Linked DNA regions of Homo sapiens: regions 1, 2, 3, 4, 5 and 6 are each linked to region 7. A link is an interaction called in ENCODE POLR2A ChIA-PET data of the cell type or tissue named here. Cell type or tissue: MCF 10A. All regions are shown on one strand. Links, peaks and the distances in the headings refer to the core of each region. The heading gives the core; the rest is flanking DNA.

Region 1 (4,487 bases), core at 148-4,147, 320 kb before region 7:
AAATAGTATATTCAGAACTTATTTATTAAATGCCTCCTATATGCCAGGATTTGTAAAAGATACAGAAAAAAAAAAAACTTTGGATATGGTCCCTAATTTCAAGGAGTCCGTGTGACATTATACCACCTTAAATTCTCGTGAATAACAAAAGACATGCATGCTCTTTCCACCTGCTTATACTACTGATTGCTTGAGGAAAATAAGGCACAGAGAAATGAAAGGGCATTTAGACCCATTTCTTGAACAAATTGCTTTACCCATTCTATTTCCAACTTGCAAGGAAAAGTTTTGCACCCCTTTAGGGAGGATCCTTCCAAAACTACTAGGCTTCTTTTTTTTTTTTTTCTCACAGGAAATACCTTTAACCACAGGGAACGTCTGATGCCTATTATTCCTGTAACATCCTCTCTGTCCTGGATGGTGGCTATTTTTCCAGTTGTTAATGGATCATCCTGCAGGTTCAGCTGCCTTCCTCCTTCAAATGCCCAGATCTCTTGTGAATGTTTCTTCACTAATCTCACCCAAAGGACCAAAAGCATTTCAAAATTATGAGCAGGGTGGGGAAGAAAAGAGAGTACCTGCAAATATAATACACTTAAAATAAAAATCACTGGCAACTACTCAGTTGGCAAAAGCAAGTTCCTCCCCTCAGTGTCAAATAAAGACATACTGATAAGCACTGCTGCCGTCTCTTAAACCATCATTTTGCAAATTATTTTCCACCATGCAGAAGGGTCACCTTAGAGAATGACAGCTCTAGACATTATTTCTATTGTTCCAGTTCCTCCTCTGAGGCTCCCACAGCCCCATTCCTCAGCACACACATTGCTTTGGGAGTAGTTACTATTGCCACAGAGATGTCTTTAGATTGTGCTTCAATGTTAGTCAATACAAAAGTGAAATGACCTAAGATTTTGATTCAGTAGGCAAAACACTATGTGTATAAAATACATCTAAAGAGGAAAATTAACAAATTTGCCATCTTTGGATTTTACTTCCTACGGCTAAAAGCCAGAGATCAGGCTTCTTTTAATCCTTTTCATCCTCTTTAACTTCAAGCTATTTCTTGTATACCATCCTGTGTGTGTGTGTACACCTGACCCATTCCTACTCATTATTTTTATATTAGTATAAGAACATCAGTAGATCAGTTACCCATCAACCCAAGCTGAATATGTCATCAATTAAAAATAGTTACTGGCCATTCTCATATTTCACACTTTTAGCATTCTTTTAACAGGTACCTAGATGTCTATTTAAATCCAAATAGTCAAACAATAATAACAAGATTGTTTTCACAGGACATTGACGTTTGATATAACACACTTGAAGGAATTCTGATCGTTTAATTAAATTGATACTCTCTTGTAACAGGAAATCGACACAACCCCTTTGGAAAACTGTTGGCATTATTAACCACTTTGCAAAACTGTTGGCATTATTTACTAAAGCTGAAAATACACAGGATTTCCACTCTTGAATAATACCTATATATGTGTGCATATATACACACACTACACTACAAAGAGACGTGCAAAAGATTGTTCATTGTGGAATTATCTGTAACAAAATAAAACGGAAACAACTCAATTCTCTATCACCTGGAAAATGGAGAAATAAAATTATGTATATTCGTATAATAAAGTCTTTTATAGCAATAAGAATGAATGAACCAAGCTACATACAACAAGAATACAGCTCATAACCTAATGTTAAGCAAAAAATGTCAGACACAAAGGAATGCATACTGAATGATTCCATTTATATAAATGCCACAAAGAAGCAATCTATTCTATATATTAATCTGTGATGACATACTAATGGCAGTGGCAGTAGAGGAACAATGATAGTGCCTGAGAGGAAGCAAAGGGGGCTCCTTGGATGTTTCATGATGTTGTCTTTCTTGACTGGGTTGTGGTTTAATGGATGTTTACCTTGAGATAACTGGTTCAGCTGTACATTCATGTAATATGCACTCTTTCTTCAATAAAAAGTTTTAAAAGAAGTAATGATACATAACCAATATTTCTGATGCACGGAGGAGGTATTATGTGGAAAAGCACCAACAACTCTTGGTTAAAAAGTGACTTGGAAGAGTTAGACTCTGAATGTGAAGTTTTAGGAATATCTTAAGCAATTTATTTTGCTTATATGTTTCTTTTTATTATGCATAAGGAGGATATATGATAAAATTCTCTGTATAAGTAAGCCTTAGAGATCTCCTTTAATAAGTATCAATTTAAAATTCTAAGTGATATGGAAGTATAGTGACAGGTTTTTTTCTTAGTGGTACATAAAATAATGGTACATTTTACTATCTATGGTTTCTTAGATTCGATGGTATATAATATAAAAGTTATTGTTTATAAATTTAATTTATCCAACAAAAGGATTCAGAAGGCAGTGAAATCAGGAAGTTGGCATACTCATAAAGAAATGTTGAAGCACTGGCCATGTAAATGCGAAGCTGAGTCAATGTAAGCAACAGTAGTACTAAGCTCAGCAAGTCTTAACTTGTACAGTGATTACGCAGAGTAACAGTTAAGCATAAAATCCAAGTAAAGAAAGAAGGAATTTAGAAGATGGATTAAATGAGAGCTGTATATCTGCTGTGGTTTTTAAAATTTCTGGTTAGCCCAGGGAAATTATTCAGCTTAGGTCCACCAACTTGGGCTAACTGCAATTACAGTTATGAGAATGAACCAAATATCTGCATCTTCCTAACTCCCACTTTTACTTTGTTTCTAAGTTGCCTGTGTACTTGTGTTATCTCCCCCACTAGACCATGACACCCTAAGGACAGGAATAGTCATATTTCTCTTGCATCCTCTATAGCATCCAGGTAGTGCTGAAAATATAATAGACAATTAGTAATCCCCCAAAAAAACACCTCTGCATTATAATGTCTCAGTTCAAGTATGATCCAAGCAGTTTTTGTCAAAGACATCAAGAGGAACCTCAAGCGCTCTGAATGCTAATTCATCTTCACTGACTGTAAGCACCAGAATTAACCTATCTTCCCAGTTTATACACATGTCTGGTGTTAAGACGCAGTTGTAATTCATGTTTCATAGACTCAACTGCTAATGTAGAAGTTTCAGGCTCCTACAAAATCCCCACCACCCTACAAATATTTCTGGGGATCCTCCAGTAGATGGCTCACCTATACTTAGTAACAAATCCACTCCTGGTGTCTGCTACTGCCACTCTCTCCTGTCTTTTCTACCAGTGCATCTTCCAGCCAACACCATGCTCCATGGGTACTTCTCTCTCCCACCAGAGAGGAGATAGCTGCACTTTACAGTGTTTTCTTGGAAAAGAGGTGGGTAATCGCCTTGCCTCCTTTGGGGTCATAATCTGTTAAAGAACTATTCAGGCCAAGCTGCCACTGCACTAATGTCTTAAATTTAGAGAAATAGCCCTTCCAGTCTTTACTTTGTTCTCTCCTCACAACAGTATTGAAGTATTCATGTTGTGGGGGCTGGGCTTGGAGATAAATCGCAGCAATACACTCAGTGAGATCACAAAAACTGCCTCTCCCTTTGGTCTCAATAGAGCCTCTGGAAAAAGGCCCCTTTGGAATGTGGTAACAAAACCTTTCTTTGGGTCACCAAACTGTCACCTAAATTTGTTGTATGAATATCCTTAAATATACAGCTGATTGGGGCACTAGACTTTAAACCAGCAATTATTGACTTGGATATTGTGTTTAATGTATAAAAACAACTGCCTTTTGTTTCTATAGATTTCAAGTCCTGGCAGGTTCCTCGGGCCAGGGTGGCCCAGCCTACAAATGCCTGGCTCCTGAACAGAGGGGACCCAATGGCTATTTTCCAGGACAGATGGAAGTATCAGGACTGGGCAGCTACTGTTGCTCTTGCTGAGTCGCTAGAGGCGACATCATCTAATTTGCTTGGTTTTCGCTTGTACCCTCTCACTCAATGCTTTCTGTGTAAAAGCCCACTCATTGTACCTTCTTCTAGTTTCTCATCTTAAATCAAAAAGTTAGTCCTTATTCAGACCAATCTACCATTTGTGACTGGATCTATCTTCTTTGCCTCTCTCCCAGGAACCTCCTCAGCCTCCTAGAAACAGGCTTCTGCAAGCCATTACAAAGCTTGGCAGGCACGCCCAGGCGTGACTAGAGTTTAGGAGTGGGCAGAGTTCATACTACAGCTATTATGATCCCATCTTCAGTTAGTTAGGATGTGGCCGAAGAGCTTGCACTGGTTATTTCCACTAGTTGACTCTTACCAACAATTAAATTTCAGAAACACCCTTCTAAGATATCATTTTGTATTAGAACTACATTAAAAAGTCAAAGGTGTCACAAGTGTCAGGAGTATTATGAAGAAGGCAGTTTATCTCATAATCTAAGGATTATCTGTCATAAGACAAGTTTCTATCTCATTTTTGGCAATGCTGAAACTATTCCTTTTCCTGATTCCTTTTCAGGTAAAGACATTCATTCATTTCTGCTGAGGGCA
Region 2 (4,487 bases), core at 284-4,283, 230 kb after region 7:
TCCCAGCTGCTTGGAACACTGAGGTGTGAGAATCGCTGAGCCCAGGAGTTCAAGGCTGCGGTGAGCTATGATCACGCCATAGCACTCCAGCCAGGACGAGAGCAAAACCCTGTCTTTAAAAATATTATCTACACAGTCTTGTTTGAGGATAAAAGCAATAAGCACACATGCTGAAGCATAAAAGGCCTTAGCAGATATAGCCCTTCTAGGGAAAAACTACAAGAGATTATATCAAGCTACACAAGGAATGAATGGACATGATAGGGTAAAAGCACTGGGATTATACTCAGTATTCAAAGAAAACAGTGTGTGTAGTGAGTAGTTCAGGAATTAGACCTCTGGAGCTTGAATCATGGCTCTGCTAATTCTCATTTTGAGCTTTAGACAAATTATTTAACCTTCCTTGTTCCCTTACTGGTAAGATGAGGATGATGATGTTTGGGTATCAGATGAAATAACCTATGTGAAGTTCTTAGCATTATATCCAGCATTAGATACTACTATTATAATAAAACAGTAAAATTTATTAAAAAATAATGGCTTCAATTTTTAAAGACTTTTTTATAATCTTTTGTCTTTTAATCTTGAGAACTAATATCTCTGCTGTAAAGAAATTTTTTAAAGACTGAAATCATTGGAAAGTTGGACAAGAAACTGGTATCGCTGATAACTCTGGGAAAGGAAAGCGGGTAGTTGGAAGACAGAATGGGATGGAGAATTTTCACTGGCTTTTCACCAACATATAGCTTTTGAAATTTGTCCTATGTGAATATATTACACATTTTTTAAACAACTAAAATTAAGAAACATTTACGTAAGTTTCCATAACTCCTCATTTTTAATCATGGTTTCTTTTTCTTCTTTGAAAATTCAAGTATAATTAAATTTAATACTTTAATGTAAAATTAGCATGAACAGTATGGTCTCATTTTTGCAAAATTATTCTTAGCCAGCCAGCCCTCCATCTGTATATATGCAAGAAAGAGGTCTGAAATTATTTCCTACGTGGTGAAATTTAGACTATTTTTAAAATTCATATTTTTCAGAATTGCTTGAATTTTTAAATAATAAATATTTGCCTTTTTAAAAAGTCATTGTTCTAAATAAATAAAAATTGTTATCTATTGGTTGCTAAGAAAAAACAAGGAGCTTGCCTGTACCACACAAGGGACTGGGCTCTGAATGTCGAAGTCCACCCTGGAGGGTCTGGTTAAAGTTCTGGTTGTAGAATTCTGTGCCTTAACTTCTGCTTTGGTAAATGTGCTGCCAAGAGGTTATGTCCCGTGGTGTGTCTTGTTGATTCTTTAAGTGGGAGGCTGATGCCTGATCTAGCCTCCTGCCAAACTGGACTAACTGCCCTTTCATAAGGACAGTTCCTTTTTGTGTTCCTGGTGTTCCAATCACCTAGAGTGCCCTCATTCTCCCTGACCCCTCAATTATATCTTTCTTCTAAAGCCATGTCAGGACCATGTCTTCCATGTACCTTTTTCTAACCTGTATACATGATTTCCCTCTTTGAAATCCCATAGCACATTTTTACAGCTGTCTTATGGCCATTCAATCATGTAACAAGTGTTTATTGAACATACGCCTTATATTTGTTTGTATATATGCCTTACTCTCTCTGCCTTAGAACAATTACCTGAGGGCAGGAAGTATGTCATGCTCATTTGGTATTTCTACAGCACCCAGCATAATACCTTTTAAAGAACAACAGTCAAAAAATGTTTGTTGCATAATTAAAGAAATGAACAATAAGTATTTGTTGGATTGAACTGATTACTTGTTTTTGCACATTTTCGGAAGCTTAGAAGCCTTTTTGTGTTGAAAGCTAAGCGGTTCACATGCCTTCAGAATTATTCTGAGTTTGTCTAAAGTGCAAACATTTCCCCTTTCTCTCAAAACACTGGCATGGATAAAAATCCTTGGAAAGGTACAAGGTCAAAATGGCTGAATAATAGAGTAGTGATTTTTATTTCTGCTTCATTCTGAGGAGGTGCGGTAATACTGAAAGCTGACATAACAAAGACAATTTCTCCCTAGTCCTCTGATCCCTAATGTTCAATATCGGCTCAGAGACAGCTTTCCAAAATGAGTTCACATTACTCAGAGTTTTCGTCTTTTAATGGGGCTGTTTAATCACAAAAAGCTACATTCGACCTATATTACTGAAAATCTAAATAAAGCTAATATGGTACATATAATGGCATATTGACGATGAGATAATGTGTATGGAATTTAAAATAAAGGCACTACAAATACAAAATAGTGTGTAGAATTAAAGCAACATCTTTGAGATAGTGAGGATTAGATATGGAAACTGTTCCTCTGTAATCTAGTTAGAGCTGTCTTTCCAAAACAGGGTGTGTTGAAAAGCCTCTCTCTCTCTCCCTCTTTCTCCTCTCCTCCCCTCCCCTCTTCTCCCCTCCCCTCCCCTCCCCTCCTCTCCTCTCCTCTCTCTCCTCTCCTCTCTCTCTCTCTCTCTCTCTCTCTCTCGCTCTCTCGCTCTCTCGCTCGCTCTCTCTCGCTCTCTCTTCTCTCCTTTCCCCTGAACCCATGAAGAGTGAGCAAAGAGTAATGTGCTGCCATCTACTGACGGCTGCATTAAAGAGCAGCTCAGGACACATTAAACAATTTTTTAAAATAAAACTGTTGAAAACCTCAGAATACGTGTTTAGCTCAACTTATTTTAAACGTAGTGATTGGCACCTACAAGATTCTTAACTTTCTGGGGGATAATCATCGTGAAAATTGGTGTAATTGAAGAAGAAAATCAATGGATATGTGTAAATAACCATACAAATTTAAAGATTAGAAAGTTTAACTTCAGGCTTCAGTGGAGGACCGAACAGCTGACTCATTCCATTAAAAAAAAAAGGAACAAGAGAACACAAGCACTTCCATACTAAGGTAAGCTAGTGCTTCTGTCAGTCCAATGTTACGCACAGTGAACACTGTAAACTGAGGAGGTCAGGGATCTGATATTTTATATTCGGCAATGTATTTCTAGTGTTGTATGCCATCCCTACCACATCGTAGGTACTCTATAAATACTACTTGAATTAATAATCAAGTAGGGATTCTTTCTATTTCTTTTCAGTTTTGTGTGTTTGAGCTCCAAGGAGTGCACCAGAATCCTAGCATCTCAAGAGTCAGTACACATGACCCCGTGGTTCGTATTTTGTTTTGTTTTGACATTTCTGGTGAAAGATTAACTTGAGTCTGAATCACTAAGATAACTCCTCAATATTCCAGTTCAGTCAACATTATTTGTCAATTAAGTTTTTTGTACATTGTAAATTGAAGTGTAAAACTTGACTCTGCCCTGAAATTAACTTTCAATGTGTCACTCAGAGACAAAATCAAGAAAAAAAGTTGGAGACGATCCTGTGCCTAATTAGAAGGATTAGAAAGGGCTTTGAAAACAATTAGCTTAGACTTTCTAACTAAAGCAAAGTTATTTAGTTTAGGGAGGCCCTTTCCTTTTTTTAGTCCTTTAAAACTAGACTCATATAGCCAAAGTTTATCCTCCAATAATCATCTGTTTACACTGGCAGAAGCCCCAACAGATTATGGCCTGGATGGTCTGTAACCCATCTACTCTGCTCAGGGGCCCTCAGCTCTAAACTGTGTATAGATTAAGATCTGCATAGACATGGGGCACAGAATTTGATACCTGGAGCCGCGGCAGTTTTTCTGGGAACTTTGTATCCAACCATCCAATTTAATGCACTTCAAAATGTATGGGTAAGAAAACAGCTCCTGCCTCAGAAGAGAAGGGCATTTAACAAGGGGCAAAAGATGAAGTGAACAAATTATTATGTTATTTGATTCAAAGGAGGAGGAGGCCACATCTGTTGGAGGGACCGTAACCAATGTTATGAAGTAGATAGAATTGGAATGGGTCTTTAAAGATAAGTAGAATTTTACACTTTGGGTTTTAGGCGGGGAAAAAATCATAAATGACATTTAGAAGACATTTTTGAACATTATATGTATAGATTTGGCTACTATGAGCCTAATCTTCACCTCCAAAAAGTGGCAACTAAATTGGAATGGCAACATCATGTGCTGGCTCTGAAATCAGGTGCCTGGGTTGAGTTACATTTTTGTTGTGTGTTGGGCAAGTTATTTAGTAGCCCGGGTCCTCAATTACCTTTTCTGTACAGTGAGAACAATAGAAAGGCCTATCTCATAGGTTGTTTTGAGGACTAAATGAAAGAATTCATGTGCTTTGGTCAGTGCCTGGAATATAGTAAATGCTCAATAAATATTATCTATTAAATTTGGTGAGTTTGTACTTAGTTTACTAAACAATGGGGAGCTATTCAAGGTTTCTGAGTAGAAAAGCTATATGTCTGAAGCTGAAACTCAGAGTAATCCATTTGTCAATGAGGCTTATGATGAATTAAAGAAAGTTGAAGGGGATGCAATTAAGGATACCAAGTAGGGGGATTATACAACTGTCCAGGGGAGAAGTAATGAGG
Region 3 (4,487 bases), core at 283-4,282, 200 kb after region 7:
ATGTAAATTTATTAAATCTAGGCTAGAACCTCATAACACCGTTTACTAGAGACAAATTTGGTAAGGAGGGTCCAACTTCTATGGTAAGTGGGTTAACTGATGAAGGAGCCTGTCCTCATGGGGCAGTTTCAGCTATAACCAGTGCTACAACACTGCCCACAAGCAAAGCCTTATATCAGACCACCACACAAAATGGAAATAAGGTAGGAAACAGGCCTTACATCCTGCCCAAAAAGGCATCCAGCATAACCTGCCTTGCAGTGAACTGGCTTGGGTTCTTGTACTCCTTTGGAGAGTAGTCCTTAGGTAGGTAGGGTAGGAAGCAGAGCTCCATTCTTGGGGTGGAGGACCAGCCTGAACAAAACAGTATGTCAGAACCTCCCTCCACTAGACGAGGCTTCAGGAAGCGGGCTGTCTTTTACAGAGATTTGGTGTCCTAGGCAGGTAGAGATATCCCCAGTCAGCTCTATGAGCACTAGTCCCATGTCTGATGGGAAGCAAAGCTAGACTCTGGAGTCTGTGTGTGTGTGTCTGTGTGTGTCTCTCTCTGTGTGTTAATGCCTGTTCTTCTGTTCCACAATTCCCCCACAAGGCCCAAGGACAAATGTATTGTCTAGGAGAATTTGCAAGGAGGTAGGAACATGGCTCTGGACTCAGACTGACCTTGGTTGGAATCCTGCCTCTGCTACTTAAAAGCTAAGTGACATTGGGCAGGTTTCCTTAATCTCCTTCAGTCTCAGTGTCCGCAACCAGAAAGTGGGAATAATAATAGTCATCCCATAGAATGGTTGTAAGGAATAATTAGACTGGATAGCATATTGTAAATTTTCTAGCACAGTATCTGTCACATAGTAAGCCCACAATAAGCGCCCCTATTAACATTAAGATGATCTTATCTGTGCCATTTTCCATGCTTCCTTTGAATTCATGGAACAAAGTAGTGAAAAACTCTGCTCAGCAAGTACAAAATCATTGTTTAGACCAGATCTGAGGCCAGCATAAAAGCCAAAAGAATGTTGTAGTTAGAGAGTCCAAATGCAACCCTAGCTCTTCTGAATTCCCTAAGGGGCTGCTCAAGGTAAAGCTGTCACAGAGAGTTTGTGATTAAACCATTGGATAAAAGCCAGACACATTGCATGCTTGAAAAAGGAGTTATTTTCACAAGGGTAATTGCCAGAGACTGATGCAGTCAAGAGTCAAAACAGGGTAGATTCTCATCAGAAATGTGTGCCCACAGAAAAGACTCTTGGCAGAGGACACGCAGCATTAGGCTGTGACATCAGACTTTTGGGCCACTGAGTTGCATAAGCAGGCCCAGTAGAGCGAAAACTCACCAGTAAGAATTAACGCTGGTGGAAGTTTAAGAATGCCAGGCCCCAAGAAGCGTGCAAAATCACATTGCTACGGAACAGCTGGTTCCTTCAGTGCCTGAGATCTTTGCCAGATTCCATCTTTTTCCATAATAATATATTACCTCTATTAACTTACAGAATCCAGGGCAAGATTATATGAAAACTACTAGATGCTGTGCAAATGGCCCCTTATCTGTAACTAGAAATTATGTATGTTGTAATCAGTTTGCTATAACTAAAACTGCGAGCCCCAACATGAAGAATCTTGTTCTTCATGGCATAAGACGCTTGAGCAGCTTTATTTTATTTTATTTTTTAACTGTCTTTGGCAGCCGTCCAATAATACTCGGTGAGAAGCAGTCCCTTGCACTCCAGCCACTCCCTTGCTGCTCCATTTAGCCCCTTAATAAAGCTTGTTGAGCAATTAAGTCAGGAACATTGAAACCTTACTCACCTTCAGTCAACCTTTCCTTAATTGGGCAATCAATTTACATGCTTCCAGTCCTGACAAAAGAGAAATGCAGTTTTGGCTTTCCAGGAGCGAGCTATTAAGATTGTAGCCATTTATCTGAGTACTGGCTTCTTAGTTACACACATGTAATACAAAAGAAAGATCTACGTGCTTGTTTTCATACTTCATCTTTCTTGATTTTTTTTAGCAAGTGGAAGTTTAAAATCATTGGCTCAAAACATAAAAACACTATTGATATTTCCATAGTATCTTTTTACAATTCTCAGGGTCACTTAGATTTGTGACTGAAAAAAAAAAAAAACATAGCCCTCAAAATGGCTATTTGAATGATTATAATTTCACAAATACATCTTTTATTTGAAAGAATAGTGAACTGAAGTAAGGCATCATTGGTGACTTGTTCCAAACAATTGGTTACACAAGTGTATTTAAAAAGGAAAGCTTTTGTTCACTTTCATATTTTCACTTAGAAGGTTCTTCTTAAATATCTGAAGTGAATTTGCAGGTTGAAAAGTTACAGCCTCATTCATAGATTGGGAACAGTAGTTCTCAAACATCTGTGTGTGTCCAGTGCTGTCCCAGGATCTAGTTTTCACTGGCCAGGAAAAAAATGAGAAAATCGAGCACATTGAAGTGAGGTTTTTTTTTTTTCTTTCATATATTTGAAAGTATTCCATTTAAAGGGCTGACCTTTTCCTAAGATTTTTTGGCTTCTCTCTATCTCCATACTTCTTTTATTTTTAATTGTACTTGTCCATGAAATCTAAATGTCGGGAACCACTGCTGGTATGTCTAGAAATATAAGAGCTTGTCCTCTGAGAATTGGCTGAGCTCACTAAATTCACATTGTGCAGGCCACAGAAAAACTGTCAGCTTTAGGTCAATAACAATTTGGCTCAACTAGCTGAAAATAGCCCCAAATGGTGTCCAGTCTCCTACCCTCTTCCTTGTCTAATTAAATCCACTTCCTCCCCAAATCCTGATCGTCATGAACTGCCTCCATTTTAAAATACAGGAAACGTTGGACCAAACTCATTTATTTGAACCCAAGAAGAGTGAGTAGTAATTGCTGGGTAACCTGTGCTGAATCCAAAGTGATAGAATAATCTCTGAAGAATGAAAATGGAAGGAAATAAATATTCTCACCTCTCTAAAAAACAATAATGTTCACCCACATAAAAAATCTGTAGGCAGGCAGCAGCTCCATTTTGATTCAGCTAGATGGCTTCACGCTAGTGAAGAAAACATTTTGGCAAAGAATTATTTTATCCAAAAGTAAAACACAGAATTCCAAGTACCTGGTATAACCCAAGTGAAAGCACATCCAAAGGAAATCTCTCCATACCCACTGCCTTTTAGCATTACCACTCCTCATTTTACCTCTTAATATAAAGCCACAAAGTGAGTACATGTAACTACAGCACGTCTTGGGCTGAGGTGGCTGGGAAATTTGATTCCCCAAAGAAAGGAAGAGCATGAAAATCCTCTGAGGAAAGTGATCTTGGCAAGGACTCTGGCTAGGACTCCAGCCCATGTGGATTTCTCATCCTTTGAAGTGTTTATGGTTCTATCCAGTTTTTCATCACTGAGAGAGAAAGAAAAAAAAACTACAAAGTCCTCTCTTTTATAGAAGATATTTTCAGATTTAGATTTTAGCTAGCTTCAAATTCTTGTACACAGAGATACATATAAAACTGTCACTTTGATAAAGTTCTAGGAAAAAGTTAATATAATTTTAGAATCCTGTCTACTGAGTATCAGTAGCCATCCTTCATACCCCATAACCAATTATCTACTCTGGTTGATGAGAACCTTCACAGTGATTCTTTTGGCTAGCTTTTATGCCATAAGGAAAGCAAAGTTCCTGGATCTGACATGCAGAAAATCTTGGTTTTAGGAATTCTAAAGAATAGAGAGCAAAGTTTATAAAACAAGAGTTCAGGACAAGAGCCTGTGGCAATCTCCTCTTTCCTCATCTTGGGTACCTCAGTCTTTTATTATATTTTCCTACTACCTACTTTATCCTCCTACCAAAGGTCTGAGTGGGGCATTATTTAGTGCCATAAATAATAAACTGTTAGTGGCTCTTTGATGCTCTCAAAGTACTTTCACTTTTACTGTTATATTTCATCATCACAGAATATATGCAGCAGGTATTCTTACTATCCTGAACTTATTGATGAAAAAATTCAGGTTCACAGATGAATCACAACACCTGGGAAAAGGGACAGAACTGGAACTCAAAAATCAGTTTTCCTTATTTCATAGCCTGTGTTTTAAAAAGCATTTGATGCTAAATAAGTTAGCAGTATAAAGCCTAAGTCAGAAATCTATTTTTTTTAGTTAAACATACTTTATTTTTTCTCAAAATTTGTAATTGCCTGAGTTCCTACACCATGCTTAAAAATGAAACAAAACAAAACTAAGAGTAGAGGTGGTCTCACCACCCAATTCTTCCCTTCTCTCAGGAAATTATAGCCAACAGCATGAAGGGGCCATGGGCAAGCCAAGTAAGGCACTGAAAGATACAGACAGATAAAAAGCAGGACAAAAGTAGAAGTAGTATTTACTACAGGCAAAATCAGTGAACCTGCATTCTGGGGCTGGAGAAGCAGGGCAAGAAACCAAGAAGAATGCCCTCTGGGAGGTGGAGAAGTTACACT
Region 4 (4,487 bases), core at 163-4,162, 190 kb before region 7:
AATACAAATACTGCATAACCTCACTTATATTTGGAATATAAAATAGTCAAACATAGAAGCAGAGAGTAGAATGGTGGTTACCAGGGGCTGGAGGCAGGAGTGAGGGGAAGATTCAGGAGATGTTAGTCAAAAGATACAAAATTTCAGTTAGACAGGAAAAACAAGTTCCAGAGCTCTATTCTACAACATGGTGATGATAGTTAATAACAAAATATTGTACCCTTGAGAGAGATTTTGTGTTCCCACCACAGAAAACAAAGGATACGTAGGTGAGGTAATATATACATTATATATTTAGCTCAATATAGCCTTCCCACAATGTATACATATCCCAAAACATCATGTTATACACCATAAATATATACCACTTTTATTCATCAATTAAATAAATAATCCTATATCTGTGGTGATAGTAACAGCTTACCCATTACATACGCCAAGGTAATGTTCTAAGCACTTTATAAATATTAACTTGTGTAATCATTCTAATAACCCTCTGAGATAGGTAGTGTTAGTGGTAGTGAAATTATCGCCATGTTACAGATGAGGAAATTGAGGTACACAGGGATTACACACAGCCAGGTCCTGGAGCAGATCCTGGATGCAAACCCAGTCTGTGCTCTTATCCACCATGTTCTATGGCCTCTTATTCGTACCATTGTTCTGCTGAAACATGTCAAAAATTATGGTTTTTTGGTTCAATGATCTAGAGAGCATGTTGAAAATATATCTCTACCCCTTTTCATATTCTAAGAATAAATTCTACTTGATAATTCCTGGTGGGAGTGATATTCAAAACAAAGCAAAACAAAACCTTCAATTCTTTTCAATCAGAAATTTAGTCTACTTGGATTTAAAACAAAAAGAGATGATTTCATAACTACTTTTCAAAAACAAGAGGCTCAGTTCCTCATGCTTTAGCAAAATGCTTCTTTATTATTGCAGAGTACATTGCACATAGGTTTGATAGACATTCTACTGTGAAGGAAATGATTCTCCTAAAATTTGGTACAGCACTATGTGAAATGGTGCCCTTAGTCTAAAGTTTAGGATATAAATTAATGTGGAAAAATCAGACCTGAACTGGCCCTGCTCTATCTCCATGTCATTTTGGAGCTAGAAATGCATCTACAGAAGGTGTGTTGATGACTAAACCCTTGTCATCTCAAATCATGCTGCTTCCTAGGTTTCAATCATTCCAGAAGATTTCAAGAAAGGAAGAAAAAGCAACAAAGCAAAAGAGACACCAATTTAGTCTGAAGAATGCCTTTTGACTTTTTTAACAGTAGTGAGATTCTTTTTGATCCCAAAGTGCTGGGATTACAGGCGTGAGCCACCACGCCCAGCCTGACACACTCCTTTTGATGAAGGCGAAGCTGTTTGTCCAAGTGTTTGTTTGTTTGTTTGGTTGGTTGGTTGGTTTCTTTTTAGAGTTAAGGTACTGAGGTTAGAGCAAAAGACTCAGCTTTACTCAGCTGAAAAGGGGATAGGGATGATGTAGGAATTAAAAGGATACCAAAGCTACTTCTATTTTGTCAACGTATAACTAGGTTTAAAGGGCTTAGAGCACAGAAACCTAGTGACTAGGTTTCAATTTGAAGAGAAAAATTATTTAGAATGAAATGCAGTCAGCCACTGCATTGAACGATTGACAGTCCACTGAGGGAGACCTCCATCTTTTAACAGAAGACCTAGGAAGTGATACAAAATTTAAAAAAAGTTCCCATCTTTAGAGGAGCTTATCAATTGTCTGGGAACTGCCCATGAAATCGTCACAAAAATTTTCAAAGCAGTAAACCATAAAAAACAAGTGCATATGGCTTAATTAAACTTGGTAACGAATCACAGCCAGTATTTGTCAAATGTCAGGTACTGTATGATGTGCTTTACATACATTTCATCCCCGTTTCACGGGTGAACAAATTGATGCTCCAAGGGGCTTATGTACCTTGCCCAAGGTTACACATATGCTGGCTACAAATTCTACTCTCTCCCTCTCTCTACTATCACTCACTACCCATAAAAAATGTACTATCATTACTAAAAATGAAGGTAGTATAGTGGTGTGGAAAGTTACAAAATATTGTTAAATGACAAAAATCATACAAGTTGTATACATCACAACCATGAAAAGTTTATATGCAGGTAGGAGAGACTTGGAAGGAAACAGAGAAGTTCAAGAAGTTGTGTTAGGGTGGTAGGATTATGGAGGACACTTAGAAAGTTCTTTTATCTTGTTGCAAAATTAGGTAAAGTGTATTTAAATTAGATAGAAAGGTGTTGAAATCCATCAGGGAAGACTTCCTGGATAAAGGCACTTTTCATCACCGTTTCAGAAGGAAGGAGGGTTTCATGCTGGCCTTGAGGAGAAAGAAGTCATCAGAGCAGTGACAAGACAGTTAATTCAGCATTTCAAAGTATGCACAATAGTCACCTCCTTATTCTCAGTTTCAGTTACCCAGGATCAACTGCAGTGTGAAAATAGTAAATGGAAAATGTATAAACAATTCATAAGTTTTAAATTGCACGCCATTCTGAGTAGTGTGATGAAATCTTGTGTCATCCCATTCCACCCCTCCCAGGAAATGAATCATCCCTTTGTCCAGTACGCTGGTGCTGTACGGTACGTATGTACAGGAAAAAGCATAGCATATATAGGGTTCGGTACTAACTGCAGTTTCGGGCATCCACTGGGGGCCTTGGAACATATCTTCATGGTACCAGAGAAATTCATGTTAAACAAGTCTGCCATAACACAAAGATAGTTGTCAGGAAGGGTAAGCTGAGATGTCTGAATTTTACAAGTTAGAAAATGAGGAGTAACATGATGAAAGGATGTGAGAAAGTTTATTCTAACTGCTGTGTGGAGGATGGTTGAGAGGAAAGAGAGAACAGAACAGGGAGACCACAAGAAGACAGTGAAATGACAATGAGAAAGACATTTGGATGTGGTGTGAGCTGAGCATTGGAGCACAGCTATCTCAACTACCCCACAAATAGTCTCAGATAAATGCACCCACTGCTCAAAATTCCCACCCCCCACCTCCTTTTTTTTTTCTTCTTCTTTTTTTTTTTTCGAGATAGAGCCTCACACTGTCACCCGGGCTGGAGTGCAATGGTGCGATCTCGGCTCACCGCAACCTCTGCCTCCTGGGTTCAAGCGATTCTCCTGCCTCAGCCTCCCAAGTAACTGGGATTACAGGCACACACCACAACACCCGGCTAATTTTGTGTATTTTTAGTAGAGATGGGTTTTCACTATGTTGGCCAGACTGGTCTCGAACTCCTGACCTCGTGATCTGCCCAGCTTGGGCTCCCTAAGTGCTGGGATTACAGGCGTGAGCCACCGTACCCGGCCAAAATTCCCCTTCTTTAAAGTGAGGGTAGGGAACCTACAACCTTGGTAATCCCATGAGACTGTTACCACATTACACCAAGGTTGTCATAGGCATAAAGCTCTACAGGTACACAAATAATATGAAGAGAGAATACTCAAAGTATTTAAGTGTTGCCTTCCCTCTGCTCTTGAGGAACCCAGGAAGATTTTGAATGAGTCTTATATGAGTGGGTATGCATGCCACACCTATTAAACAGACAAACAATATAGTTAAAGTGAAATGCTCTGACTTGCATTTCATCAGTCATCAGCAGATAGAGCAGAGCTATAAGTTTGTCTACCTAGGATGGTGGGCAAATTGTTAAGAGGTAAATATATAAAAAACAGCTGCTATTTTAGAACCACACAACATAAGGGCTTTGCACATTCCCTTTTGTGTGACTTCAGACCATGGAATAAGCACATACTTTAGGAAGACGTGCTCTTGTTCTAATTATGGAAATGACTGAACTGATCAAATTACTGGCAGCATATCCTGCGTTACACCAAAGAAACAATTCCAACAAAGGGCTTTGATTTGATGATTGAAAATTGCCAGCCATTTCTGTGGGACTTTGAAGAAACGGAAAGCTCAACTGATGAGAAAAGCATAAACAAGGGCAGTGGAAGGTCGTTTAGCCTTTATTACCACTGTGGTGGTGGTTGTTTTAGCTTTAGTTACCACTGCCTAATTCAAAGAAAAATAACTATTAAGAAAAGGAGTTATATTAAGTCTCTGTAAACTTTGAAGAGAAATCCTGATTTTTTTTCTGATGATTCTTCTTATAGTTGGATGTTCAATTTGTATCATATTTACTAGATTTTAAAACAAGTACTTTTCCCAATTAAAAAGATTGAGAAAGAGGGACAAGGGAAAAAAAATGGCCTAATGCTGATTCTGATTGGCTCATTTCCTGTGTCCCATTTCCTGCAAATAACAACAAAAGATTCACTCTTTGCCTAGATTGGAGAATGAGAGGCAACTTGCCTGTGGGTGTTTGGTTGAGGGAGGTGGTTAGTAAAGCAACAACAGAAGGCAACCCCTCAATCATTCTTGAAGGAGAAATGCTTGGTATTTTTTCAAGGAAATAGAATCAGACTTCTGGGAGTG
Region 5 (4,487 bases), core at 249-4,248, 320 kb before region 7:
GGTCTCACTCTGTGCCTGGACTGGAGTGCAGTGACGGCATCTCAGCTCACTGCAGCCCTGACTTTCCGAGTTTATGTGATCCTCCCACCTCAGCCTCCGGAGTTTCTGAGACCACAGGCGTGCGCCACTACGCCTGGCCACTTTTTTGTATTTTTGTAGAGATGGAGTAGTGCCATGTTGCCCAGGCTGGTCTCAAACCCCTGGGCTCAAGCGATCCGCCCACCTCGGCCTCCCAAAGTGCTGGGATTACAGGCATGCGCCACGGCGCCAGGCTGGTTTAACTTTTAAAACTGGATTTTCTAATAGAGCCTCAGTCAAATCAATTGACTCTCTATCCCCCTCTCCTGGAAGCTATTGGTATTCAGTGGTTTAAAAAATAAATTAAAAACCCCTTGCTGGAGCATTAGAAATTTTTTTGAAAATTCCAATATTCACCCTTTGCTTTCAACTATAACTTTACAATGCTTTTATCTTGATTCCGGAATTTATTCATTCTTTATAAAGAATTCATCTCTCATATAATTCTTAAGACTACATATTGAAGAAAAAGTAAAATAAGAATTTAAAACTCTGATTATATAGTAGACTCATACTTCATTTACTTTTTTCAGTTACTGTACTTGCTCAACTAAATACCATTTAACGATTTATTTGTTTTGATAAATGTCATCTAAGGAACACCAAAAACTTTGGATGTGTTTAATTCCACATGCTATTTTCCTCCTCCCATCTCTCCCTCCACTTCCCTCATCCCCAATCTGCCCTCATTCCTCACCCCTCACCACCCTAGAGAGATATCCTTGTGCCTGTCCAGCCAGGGACCATCATTCTCTTCTAAATCAAGGTGAGAAAACAATCTAACAACATCTTAACTAACCTTAGAGAGTGAGTAGAGAAAAGCATCAACACCAAACCATAAATGGGTGGCTTAGGTTGATGAATTGTAACCTTTTTCAAGCATTGTGGTCAGTTCTCTAAAAATGCTATTTACAAAAAGGAGATCCAGGGCTAAGACCTCCATTTTTAAATTTCATTTCAAACAAGGCCGTTTTAATAATCCATGGCCTGCAATTGCCATGCCAGACCTGTGGTAGTTACTGACTCAGAGCTTTGCTGAATTACCAAATCCTCTTTTATGACACTTCTGGTATTTTCTTTACCTGTGTCAGCCTCCTTTCCTTCACGAGTCACGGTATAAGCACAAGGCTGTAGAACCTGCAGGTTCAGAAACCCAAATACCACATTGCTCCTTAAGCTAGTATATTCACCAGGAGGTACCTCTCACTTTCCCTCTCAAATCACTTTCAAATGCTCCAGCTTCGATTAGTCATCATGTGATGGTGTCTTTTATTTCCAAAATTTTTTTTAAATATTAAGTGACAGAACATTAAACTTATAAGATTAATCGTCCTAGGTGGTTCATTAGAATTAGCTCTGCTACTTCATATTCACATTTTTTTTTAACCAGTCTCTAATTATCTAGCTGAAACTCTTAATGCTTTGGATGAATAGCCTGGCTCAAAGACATTTTTACTTCCTATAAAATATAATTTGGATTCTGGAAAGGTGTTATGAATGCTACATTAGTATTTAAAATGTCACAGAAAAAGAAATAGATTAATGCTAAGATTTCGTTTGAAACAGCTGTGGAAATTTTGAGACATTATCACTTGCCTCTAGTTAGAAAAATATTAATTTCTAATGATTCCTATTAGACATTAGGATAAGAAACTTTTAAAAAGAAACAATTGGAGACTTTATCTTCTTTAAGGGCATAGTTTCTTATTCGTGTGCCAAAAAAAATAGATCTGTTGCATCATGAAGACTTTATATAATAAAAAATGTTCCCTCCTGGCACCACTGCCACACCTCACCAGCTCCTCATGAACAGTGAGCACCTGAAGGTCATCCATTCTTCTGAAGAGCTGCTCCTACATTCCAATTTGCTGAATTACAGTTTGTTCTCCATATTGCCATCAGAATTGCCTTTCTAAAATGCAAATTGATCCTGTCAGTCCCTGTTTAATTGCAGCTCCCTCTTGTCCTTCCTTAAGAAAACCTTTCTATCTGTTCACCTAAATGTTTCTAGCACCTCGTGGTGTATTTCACATAAAATTATGGATATATGGGTAGATGGATGGATGGATGGATGGGAGCATGGATACAATTAGCAGATTTTCCATAGTACAGACTTCCAGCTTCATACAGGATTTGGTTGACAGCAATTATGGAGCCTAGTGCAACTTCCCACTAAAATAAGTGCAAAGAAAAAAACAAAAACTCACAACATCATAAACTAACATTTAAAAGCGATTTAATTGTGTTCAGAAAAATACACCCAAGTTTTGCCTCCTAACGCATTTAGACTTCATCTCATGAAAAAGAGACTTCATCTCATGAAAAATCTCATCTCATGAAAAATCTGGGACAAGCAAACGCATCTTCACCAAATTAAGCTAAATAAACTAAGTGTTCAACTTAAACTTAGGAAAGAAAACTGCCAGGAAGAAGGACAAATGAGTTAATAAAGATAAAAGCAGATCTTAATTAGCTAGCATAAAGCCAGTAGTATATTAACAAATCCAAAAGTTGGTTCTTAAAAAGACCAATAATGTGATTATATTTTGATGATATATCATGAAATTGGAAACAATCCATCAATATTAGCATGAATAAATAAATTGTGTTCTAATCACACAATTGGATACTATACATTAATATGAAAAATCTGTAGCTGCATGCACTGTATTAGTTCATTTTCACTGTGCTTTAAAGAAACACCCAAGACTGGGAAAATTATAAAGGAAAGAGGTTTAATTGACTCACAGCTCCACATGGCTGGGGAGGACTCAGGAAACTTACAATCATGGTGGGAGGTGAAGAGGAAGCAGGCACCTTCTTCACAAGGCATCAGGAGAGAAAAAAGAGTGAGGGAGAAACTTCCAAACACTTATAAAACCGTCAGATCTCATGAGAACTTATTCACTATCACGAGAACAGAATGGGGAAAACCACCCCCATTGATCCAATCACCTCCCTGCCTCGACATGTGGAGATTAAAGGTCCCTCCCTCGACACATGGGGATTACAGTTTGAGATGAGATTTGGGTGGGTACACAGAGCCAAACATGTCACACCAACACACTTGACTCTTAAAAATACGATTTCAGGCAATGGATTCCAGACCAAAAAAAATTACATATTATATATTGTATACTTCTATTTATAAAAATTTCAAAAACAGAAAAATAATCTATGGTGTTAGAAATAAGGATACCTTTGAGGAGAATTATATATAATGGATACTTTTCATTGGTAGGGTGCTTGTATGTGTCTGTATGGGAGATTCTTGAGATGCTGGTAATATTCTATTTCTTGACCTAGGTCGTTACATGGATATGTTTGATTTGTTTTAAATATTAAGTAATACACTTTGATTTCTGCATTTTTAAATATATATGTTATACTTCAATTCAAAAAGTTTTAAAAATTAAATCAAGAACAGAAAACATTTTAAGAACAAAATATATTCAGAGAAAAATATCAAAATACTAGTAATGAAAATAGCTAATATTTATTGAGTACTGTATTAGTCTGTTTTCATGCTGCTGATAAAGACACACCCGAGACTGGGAAGAAAAAGAGGTTTAATTGGACCTGCAGTTCCACATGGCCTGGGAGGCCTCAGAATCATATTGGGAGGTGAAAGGCACTTCTTACATGGCAGCAGCAAGAGAAAATGAGGAAGAAGCAAAAGTGGAAACCCCTGATAAACCCATCAGATCTCGTGAGACTTATTCACTGTCTCGAGAATAACACGGGAAAGACCGGTCCCCGTGATTCAATTACCTCCCCCAGGTCCCTCCCACAACACATGGAAATTCTGGGAGATACAATTCAAGTTGAGATTTGGGTGGAGACAGAGCCAAGCCATATCAGGTACTTACTATATGTACAATATTATGCTAAGTATCTTATAACATATGACCTTATAATAGACCTAAAAGGTACCTACTTATTAGCCCTGTTCTACAAGGGAGTAAAATGATTCTTGGAATGGTTAAGTGACTGCTAGAGGCCACACGGTTCAAAGTTCCTATTCTCTACCACTCTTTCATACTGCTTCAGAATAGCTCCAATTCTCAAGGCACAAATTATTTTATATTTAATTACATGCTCTTTAAATTGTTCTAGACAAACGGTTTCAAACTTTGGATTTCAAAAACTATGAGAGCTAAGGGGAAAAGTTGGAGAGACCAACATGGGATTGCCAGGTTTTAATTTTTGTAGTAGAAACATTCTTTTTTATTACCATTTATCAGCAGAATCATTTTGCAAAAGAATAAATAATCTAACATTGAGAATATGGGAAGTGCATAAGATCAGAATTAAGGACTATTCTTTAAATCAAATGACGTTATAAAACCCATTGCATCTTCCTTATTTTTTTTTTTCATTATACCAGGGAATCATGAGAACTTTTCTAG
Region 6 (4,487 bases), core at 261-4,260, 300 kb before region 7:
TGCAATATTCTTTCCCCAGATATCCGTGCAGTTCACTCCCTTACCTCATTTGGGACTGTGCTCAAATGTTGCCTTCACTGAACATTCTTTCTAAGAGAGGACTCCCTTTCATCACCCTTTAGCCCTCACCTTGCTTGATTACGTTTTCTTTAACATTTAGCATTACCTGACCTTGTATATATTTGTTTAATTTTTATTAAATATCCCCCTTCCCACTAGAATAAAAGTCCATGAAAGCAGTGACTGTGTTTGTTTTGCTCACTGCTGTAATCCCAACATGTAGAACAATAGTACCGAGCACATGAAAGACACACAATAAATATGTGTTGAATTAATTAAAGAATTACTTTGAATAAGATACATAATCTCACTTGCGTTCCAGTCTGTAAAATGAGGAGGTTGAATTAGAAAATCTTTAAGTTATGCTCATGCTCTAACATTCAGTGATTTCTTAGTTTCCTAAGCCAGTTTTCTCAATTATTGTATTAGAAAAAGGAACACAAAGTTCCTTAAGGAACAATATGCTCTGAGATACCCAAAGTTCTAAGTAAATATTATATTAGCATCACTATAACATAAAATATTGCTCACGAAAAACATGTTACCATTCAGTCTTTTAAATATATTCCTCAAAAGACATCATCTCAAATATCTAGACACCAACCTTTGTCTGGGAAACATATCAGTTTTTCCATTGTTTTTGTGGCAACACTGGACACCCAACTCCACAATTATGAACTGTCACCTCCGTAGCTTGGAGTGGATGAAGAGATAAATCATTCCTTTAATGTCACAAACAGAATTCAGGACTTGGCTAAGTAAAATATGTGATGGTACACAGATTTCGTTATATCTAAAGACAGCCAGCTCAAAAGAGGGTTCTAAGAATATTGGACCAATCAGTTGTCTTCAGCTTGCAAAAGCTGCCTTGCACTGGGCCATCAGTATTACTATTTTGCCCTCAATTACCAGCTATCTTTCTTTTCATAACATGTTAGATAACTTTTAATATTCACCTTCCAAAAATATTCAGTGGTATACCCACCTCAATTTTAGAGTTGACAGAACTGGGGATCAGAAAGAAAGAGAAATACAATGAAGAATATTTTCTCGGTTCTGTATCACTGTGTCTCTGGGGCCTAGAGTATGGTTGGTACTCCATAGATATTTATTGAGTGAATGGTGGAGTGGTGGGGCTAGGATGTAAACCCAGGTGTGTCCAAATAAGGCCAGTTCTTTGTTCATTCTATCCTGTGCCCTCCCAACCCTCACAAAGTCAGAAAGGTCAGAGGCAGCCAAGGTGAGGCAGAAGAGATTCAGTGATCTTGAGGCTCCTTTCCTAATTGCCACTATGCTGTATTTGTGTCTAGAAAATGTCTGTCATCTTGGACTCATGAAACATGAGAATACAGTTAAAAATCAACAAATACAACAACAACAACATTAGGACTAAGGATCAAACATCCTAGTTTCAAATCCTGGCTCTGACTCTTACAACATACCAATCTTTGGCTATGCCACCTAGGCTCCTTGAACCTCCGTTTTCTTATCTCTGTAGATAAGAACCTCTGTTTCTTATTTTAGATGTTGCTAATCTCCTACTCAGAGAGTTAATGAGAAGATGTACTACCTGGCACTTAGTAGGTCCTAAGAATTTGTGTTCATTATAAAACACAAATGAAAGAGACCATGATTATACAGGTCTCCCAGTCTATTTCCTGTGACCAGCTTGTTCATTAATGAGGCCAGTTACCACTAGGGGACACTGAACTAGCAAGAAACTAAGAAAGAATCAGACTGAAGGAGATCCATACACCAGTCAGTATTGGAGCTCCTGGCTTCTCCCTCCTTCAACAGATTGTTGAACTGCAATTGTTCTCATCACAGTCTCACTGTTGTAGAGGGAGCATTTGAGAGAGGGGTACTCTCTCAGGATGACTAAGCAGTCCAAGGCTATAAGGAAAGAATTCTGTTTCAATGCTGTGGTTAGGTAGCAACATTAGTATTTACATATATGTCTCCTCATTGTTGCAACAGCCACAGAAAGATAAGAATCTCTCCACTGAATTTTCTATTAGTGGCAGGTTCTAGACTTAATCAAGTGGTCAGAGACCTCCCTTGGTGTTTTTTCTAATTTCCTGAGACTGAAACTTTTGGCAGCCCATTGTATACGTTTAGCAGGAAAATCCAAGTGAGTTGTATTTGCCTTGCTCATGTGAAAGATATGTTTGTACATATGTCATGTTCTAAATAATGACTTGCACATATCATTGTTTAGAAAAATCCTGTCCTTTGTTCCTTTCTTAACCCTGTACAAAGGAAGATTAAACTTCTTGGAGATGCTCCGGCCGGCATTACCAGAAAAGGAAGTCAGAAATGAGAACTTGAGGCCACCCCTTGCATATTTCTTTAACACAAGACAGAAACATTCACCCTCCCTCTACACTGAATATTATTTCAGAGTTTTCTGCTTGAGATTACAAAATCTTTAACGGCAAAGATAGAATTCTATGACGTAACAACTCAATAAAGGTCCTGTTTCCAAATGCTCCTCCTGATCAGCACAACCATATAATTTATTATGCAGTCGGAGCCATTTTTTAGAGTGAAAGGGGATGCTCATAATGATTATGACAGAGGGGCATAAATTGATGAGTTTGTGATCACTTCATGCTTAATTGTGTTTAGAAACTGTTGAGACATATACAATCTTAACATTTTACCTTTAAAACATTCATCTTAGAAAATATCTTTACATGAGAAGTACTTGTGCTTATTCTGTACAAACAAGGCTGTCTTGATTCTCAGGGCAAGTTAGTATCTGCCTCCTTGCAGATGGGTGGAGTATTCTCTCTCTTGCTCGCTCTCTCTCATTTCTAAGCCTTGGTGAGCCCTTTCTTTAAGCAGTCTCTTTGGCACCAATATTTCTTCTAAAGACTTCCTTCCAAGACCCATTCCCCTCCCAGGCAAACTCTGTGGAATTACTCTTATCTTCTCTCTGTGACTGTTTTGTCTTCTCTATTTAAAAATGTGTCTATGTTATTATAATTCCAAAAATTTTTCTGCTAGTTTTCTATTCTAAACAATAGTTATAATCTATTTTTGCAAGAAGGAAAATTACATATCAATTGTTCAATTAATGTCTTCTAAAAGGTAAAATGTTGCTTCTGTGTGTTTAATATGAATGCAGAAACAGAGAGACAGAGCCTGTCAGCAGAGGAGGTGGATCCTGCCATGGAGACAGGCAGATACCCCGGGTTATATATCGAGGTAAAATTATACACGTGCTCACCAACCGGGTAATTTCCTGTGAACAGTGGAGTCAGTATATTTACTGGAAAATCTCATTGAAAGGAAATGAGCATTATGAGCCCACTTGAATACTACATATTAAAATTCAGACTAAATAAGGAAGTAGAAAGGAAGTCACAGAGCAAAGAGTATGGAGAAGACAAAATACAGGGACCACATTTGTTGTTCTCTCTGCCTCCTGGGCACAGAATAAACAAATATTGGAATATTTGTTATTTAAAAATTATCTTCATTCTTCAGACTCCTTCCTGATCACTTTAGGTGGCAGATGATATATATGCATAACACAAAAGTAAAACATAAAAATCAAAGCCTCCTGGTATTTTTTTTAAGTGTGTTTAGGTTTTCTAAGCTAAGTCTTCTCTTTTTTGTACAAGAGACACTTCTACTTTTGTTCTTACTAGCCCATTTGTTCAAAATAGAAGGTTCTAACGACAACAGTTTTTTTAAAAGTCCCCCAGGGTTGTAAGCTCAGAGATACACAGAGCTCCAATTAGGTAGTAGCTCTTGTGAGCAGCTTAAAACCAGCATTCCAGAGTCTGGCAGTCTGCAAGGCATTTGGAAAATCAGTTCTGTATTTCCCTTAATAGCCAACCCCAATCATCCACATATGTTTATTATACGCTTTCGTACATTGTTCTAAATAACGACTTGCACATATCGTTGTTTAAAAAAATCCTGAGCACACCGTTGGTAAAAACACCACTCCAACTTCTCCACACACTTAGTCGCTTTCTTTCCCTCTTCTCCCACTTTTGGCCGCTCTGAGGCACAAAATGTTCAGTGAGCAGGACCCATCATTATTTCTCTAGGGACCCTGAACACTGGCCTTCTGTTTATAAGTTCATTTCCCAGACATTTTCTCAGAACACTCAACCGACAGTTAAACCCTATTAGTTAATTTAGTCTCCATGAATATGCTGTACACGGCCCCTTATTTTCTGGTAAAAACTAAATTAAACAAAAAATAAAAGACTTGCAAATGTTTTTCTCATAAATAAAAAGGTGTTAGCTACAAGAGTCTCTTATACAAAGGCATAGAGGCAGTTAAGAAAAAAAATTTTTTTTGAGCACTAAAGTACAATTTTGCATCCAAGTGGGGTGGAAATTTTGATGCCAGTGTATATGGGCATTATAGTTATAAATTAGGTGATTTCTCCTGGGTCCTGCCAGGC
Region 7 (4,088 bases), core at 1-4,000:
TCCAACAAATGGTTAGCTAGGGAAAACAGTGCAAACTGAGTGTTAGTAGTCATTTTGGTCCAACTGCATGTCAACCCTTCCATTTCAATCCCAGTTAGAAATGAAAATAATTACTTTGAAACTTGGCTTTAAGAGCACATTTATCGTACGTCACAGTGTATGGTGAATATATTATTAAATAATGTGGTACTTCGCTCATCAGGCATAATGTCTAAAATCTAATATACATAATTCCATTAAGTGGTTGAAGGAAGCAAATAATGGAATTGTCAATTGGTCATCTGGCTGTAAGGTTTGCCCTTGAACTAAAAATGTTGTTTGGGGCAAGGGCCAGAAATGTGGAGACATGGTTTTTGTTACGCATTCTTGTATTATATGTGACTAAATTTACAAACAAGATACATGTGTAATTAAAGACCCTTATGGAACTGGAAGACGTCTTGTAGTGCTACATTGGGTGAAACCGTTGGTCCATTTTTGTCTGTTTCTATGAAGATAAAATAATTGGGGGCCATCTAGAAATAGAAAGGCAGTGGGAAGACAGATTCTACGGCACTGCTTTCATTTAATTGGGCTTTAGGCACTCCATTCGAATGCAGAACCTCACCTCTAGTTGAGACCAAGAATTGGCAAATTTGCATGAGCTCCTGGAAAGAGTTGCTGACTTTGTATCTAAGACCTGCCAGGGAATACCAAGAGTTGTTTCTACAGACTTTTTTTTTTTTTTTTGTATGGGAGAAGATACTGTGGCAACCAGGAAGGAATGGAAAAAAAATTCTTTTCTCTACAGCAAATTAATGTGAGGAAGCTCCTCCAATCCTCTGGCTATTTAAGGTTCAAAATCAAGTGCCTAGGGAAAATTCCAATGGATGATTTTCTGGGAGCTATCTTGTCTACCTTGAGGTTCCTGAACAATGAATTCCCATTAATGAGCAGTCTTCAGTATTAAAACCACTGTCTTGTCACCTCATTTTGCATTACTGTCTTCCGTGGATGTTTCAGTTACAACTGTAATGTTATTTATAGAACAACATTAATCCATTAAAGCTAACCTATTTTTCAATATTTATGATAATCTATGTACATATATTGTCTGTCCATATGTATTTGTAAATAGGTTGTATATAATGTCAGGTTTGGGTCTTGGGTTCAAGTGTATATATTCCTGTAAGTTTCTTAACTGCATTTTGATGAATTCACATTATGTAACTATAAGAATTGTCCCAAAAGTACCTGTACAGAAAATTGAATATTGAAAAATTGACAAATTGTGTACAAACACTAAAAAAAACTTGTTTAAATTGTATTTGCAATAAACAACATCAAATTTTTTCATGAAATCTTGGTACAAATTCAGATCTCTTATTTAAAATTTAAATAAGGAATACATTTTCAAAATGCAGTAATCAAAATGTGATCTAGTGTAATGAAATAAAATGTGATCTAGTGTAATGGAAGACCTTTGAGAACCTGGGTGTATTAACTTTGTGTATATAGTGTAAATATCCCCACTGTACTGTTAGAGGCCAACAATTCTAGTATGGCTTGTTGGCAAAGAGTGCTACACCGTTTCAATGAAACAATGTATGTTTGTTTTAACTGAACTAAAATAAATACATGCTTAATCCTGAGTAGCAGTGTTTTTTGTTTTGTTTTGTTTTGTTTTTTTCAGGTAATGGGATAGGCAGTGTCTAATGCAAATTGCATTGTAACTGCAGTACCTAGCACCTAGTAGGTGTCCATATGTTTGTGATGAATGGTCAGGAAAAAAAGTTTAGGTTCCCAGAGATTCTAAGTTTCCAAAGTGAGAAGGAATGGAAAGTCTTGGAGAGTTGGGGGAAGATGCTAAAATGCATCATAAGAGCCCAGGCTCAGCCCTGCTGATGGAAATAAATAGGTCAATAATGTATCAGAATCAACTGGAGAGCCTTTTAAAACCACAGCTTTCTGAAACGTGCCTAGTTTGTCTGATTGCAAAGGTCCAGCTGTAGGGTAGCCCAGGATCTGGTTTTTTACTTAAGAAGGCCACTCGGGTGATAATGATGCACAAACTCCAGGAGCAATCAAGTGGCCTGGAAAGAAGTTGGGATATGTTCAGTTTGGTGAAAAAGTCACAGGAAAAGAGGAATTAATGGACAAGCTGGTGCGTGTAACAGCATGGTTTTACTTGAGCAACAGTGGAAGTGGGAAGGTTACTAAGATACACAGGCTAGTTTAGGTATGGCCTACTGATAAGTCCGAAAAGCTTGAGGCTTGTGAAATGAAATAACCAGAGCTGAAACAGAAAAGACCACACCTTGGGATAGTCAAGTATGCCTGATGGTAGTTCCAAAGTCAGGAAACGTCTCCAAGAAACTTAATATGCAGTTACTAATGATGGTCAAATGAGAAGGATTAGGAAAGGCAGCAGAATTTGCAACAAATCAATTGAAGAATGACTTGTGGAATTTTCAAGTATTCATAGGCAAGCTCTAACTGAACACCTACCATATGCAACTAACATGCTCATTGGAAAGAGGGTAGGGTTATGTGTCAGACGAGTTCTAACAAAATCCATACACTTTCAAATGTGCTATTTTTTAGAAAAAAATGATACCAGCTGGTCGTGGTGACATACCTGTAGTCCTAGCTACTCCAGAGGCTTAGGCAATAGCAGTACTTGAGCCCAGGAGCTTGAGACTAATCTGGACAGCATAGTGAAACCCTTTGTCTCAAATAAATAAAATACAAAAAATTACCAAAGTGAACCAGAATGCAAATTTATTTATCTACAATTAGAAATATACTGGGTGAAGCCAGGCGTGGTGGCTCATGCCTCTAATCCCAGCACTTTAGGAGGCCAAGGAGGGTGGATTGCTGAAGCCCAGGAGTTCAAGATCAGCCTGGGCAACATGGTGAAACCCCATCTCTACAAAAAAATACAAAAATCAGCCAGGTGGTGTGCACCTGTAGTCCCTGCCACTTGGAAGCCCAGGGAGGTCAAGGCTGCAGTGAGCCGTGATCATGCCACTGCACTCTAGCCTGGGTGACAGAGTGAGACCCTGTTAAAAAAAAAAAAAAAAAAAATTGGGAGTGAAGGAAGGCAGGAAGGGAGTGAGAAAGGAAAGAAATTGGGTTGACATGTCCACTGAATATAAAAATACGGTACTCTAACCAGGGAGCTAGCTATTCCAGAGAGATTTCCATTAAGCTTAAGGAATATTCTAGGAACATTTCTAAATAAAGAACCAGAGCTGTTTGTCTTGACGTAGAAATTTAGAAATACACCTGGACATTTGGCTTAGTCAAATTTCTGATAACAAAAAAATCCGTTTAAATTAGTTTAAGCAAGAATGGCAGATGGAGAGAACTCCTTAAAAGATTGGGATGCCTCAGAGAATTAAAAGATAAACAGCTTCCAAAAATCAAAAACTGTCTTTGTTTTAGAGACCTCAATGACAGAAATGTGTGAAATTTCACTATAGAACTATGCAACTAGATTCTGAGCTTCTTGTTTTCAGTTCAATTTCTCAATACAAATCGGCCAGTAATGGGTCAAGATTCCACCCTAATCTCAAATGTAGTTTGGTGGGCAGGGTAACACAGTACAAATAGCTGCCAGGACCTACCCATATGGTGGGCAGAATAGTTTTCAGAGGAGAGGTACAATGGTCATGCACTAGAAATAGGCTAGAAAACTGGGACCAACTGTCCTGTTTTAACACTGAAAGTCCTGCATCCTGGAAACCACAGTCCCAGGCAAACTGGGAATGGTTGGTAACCCTAGCTAAGAAGGCAACCCCCAAAATGTTTAATGAAACAGTCCAGAGATATTGATACATTTATTTTCTTTGGATTTCTTTTCTCTAGGCTTCCATGCAGGACACTAACCTTCTTTTATGACTTTGCCCCAATTCAATGGTTGATTGCTTCCTCAAATCACATTTTTTCTGACTTCCCCACCACAACAGCTATAAGCTTCATAGGAACAGACATCTATCTTTTAATCAATTTATCCCCAACACAGCCGAGCGCGGTAGCTCATGCCTCTAATCCCAGCACTTTGGGAGGCTGAGGTGGGCAGATCAAGAGGTTAGGAGATTGAGACC

What was found. Peaks named below come from ENCODE experiments on the same cell type or tissue, not always from the same donor. Only the 100,000 strongest peaks of a DNase experiment are listed, where the experiment ranks them.
Region 1: POLR2A ChIA-PET joins it to region 7 with 14 read pairs; 12 of 35 experiments call an interaction of 5 or more read pairs at or near these places.
Region 2: POLR2A ChIA-PET joins it to region 7 with 18 read pairs; 9 of 35 experiments call an interaction of 5 or more read pairs at or near these places.
Region 3: POLR2A ChIA-PET joins it to region 7 with 14 read pairs; 3 of 35 experiments call an interaction of 5 or more read pairs at or near these places.
Region 4: POLR2A ChIA-PET joins it to region 7 with 12 read pairs; 6 of 35 experiments call an interaction of 5 or more read pairs at or near these places.
Region 5: POLR2A ChIA-PET joins it to region 7 with 11 read pairs; 12 of 35 experiments call an interaction of 5 or more read pairs at or near these places.
Region 6: POLR2A ChIA-PET joins it to region 7 with 10 read pairs; 13 of 35 experiments call an interaction of 5 or more read pairs at or near these places.

The regions. Positions count from the first base shown.
Region 1 is chr12:46,676,643-46,681,129 of GRCh38, reverse strand. No RefSeq gene overlaps it. Among named protein-coding and RNA genes, the nearest start is that of SLC38A4, 150 kb to the left of the region's middle. In MCF 10A, for the core only: a CTCF peak has its summit at 3,166 (motif pointing right); DNase peaks (open chromatin) are centred at 2,479, 3,179 and 4,119.
Region 2 is chr12:46,123,396-46,127,882 of GRCh38, reverse strand. No RefSeq gene overlaps it. Among named protein-coding and RNA genes, the nearest start is that of SCAF11, 140 kb to the right of the region's middle. In MCF 10A, for the core only: a CTCF peak has its summit at 2,611 (motif pointing left); a DNase peak (open chromatin) is centred at 2,562.
Region 3 is chr12:46,157,528-46,162,014 of GRCh38, reverse strand. No RefSeq gene overlaps it. Among named protein-coding and RNA genes, the nearest start is that of SLC38A1, 110 kb to the left of the region's middle. In MCF 10A, for the core only: no CTCF peak of the experiment used is centred there; DNase peaks (open chromatin) are centred at 1,194 and 1,794.
Region 4 is chr12:46,548,074-46,552,560 of GRCh38, reverse strand. All of the region lies in intron 3 of SLC38A4-AS1 (SLC38A4 antisense RNA 1), which reads right to left. Among named protein-coding and RNA genes, the nearest start is that of SLC38A4-AS1, 170 kb to the right of the region's middle. RefSeq lists an enhancer at 2,447-2,596. In MCF 10A, for the core only: no CTCF peak of the experiment used is centred there; a DNase peak (open chromatin) is centred at 2,580.
Region 5 is chr12:46,671,713-46,676,199 of GRCh38, reverse strand. No RefSeq gene overlaps it. Among named protein-coding and RNA genes, the nearest start is that of SLC38A4, 150 kb to the left of the region's middle. In MCF 10A, for the core only: a CTCF peak has its summit at 345; DNase peaks (open chromatin) are centred at 319, 1,159 and 1,859.
Region 6 is chr12:46,658,848-46,663,334 of GRCh38, reverse strand. No RefSeq gene overlaps it. Among named protein-coding and RNA genes, the nearest start is that of SLC38A4, 160 kb to the left of the region's middle. In MCF 10A, for the core only: a CTCF peak has its summit at 1,782 (motif pointing right); a DNase peak (open chromatin) is centred at 1,794.
Region 7 is chr12:46,355,731-46,359,818 of GRCh38, reverse strand. It overlaps SLC38A2 (solute carrier family 38 member 2), which reads left to right. Exons shown (of 16, transcript NM_018976.5): 16 at 1-1,631. Among named protein-coding and RNA genes, the nearest start is that of SLC38A2, 15 kb to the left of the region's middle. In MCF 10A, for the core only: no CTCF peak of the experiment used is centred there; a DNase peak (open chromatin) is centred at 2,198.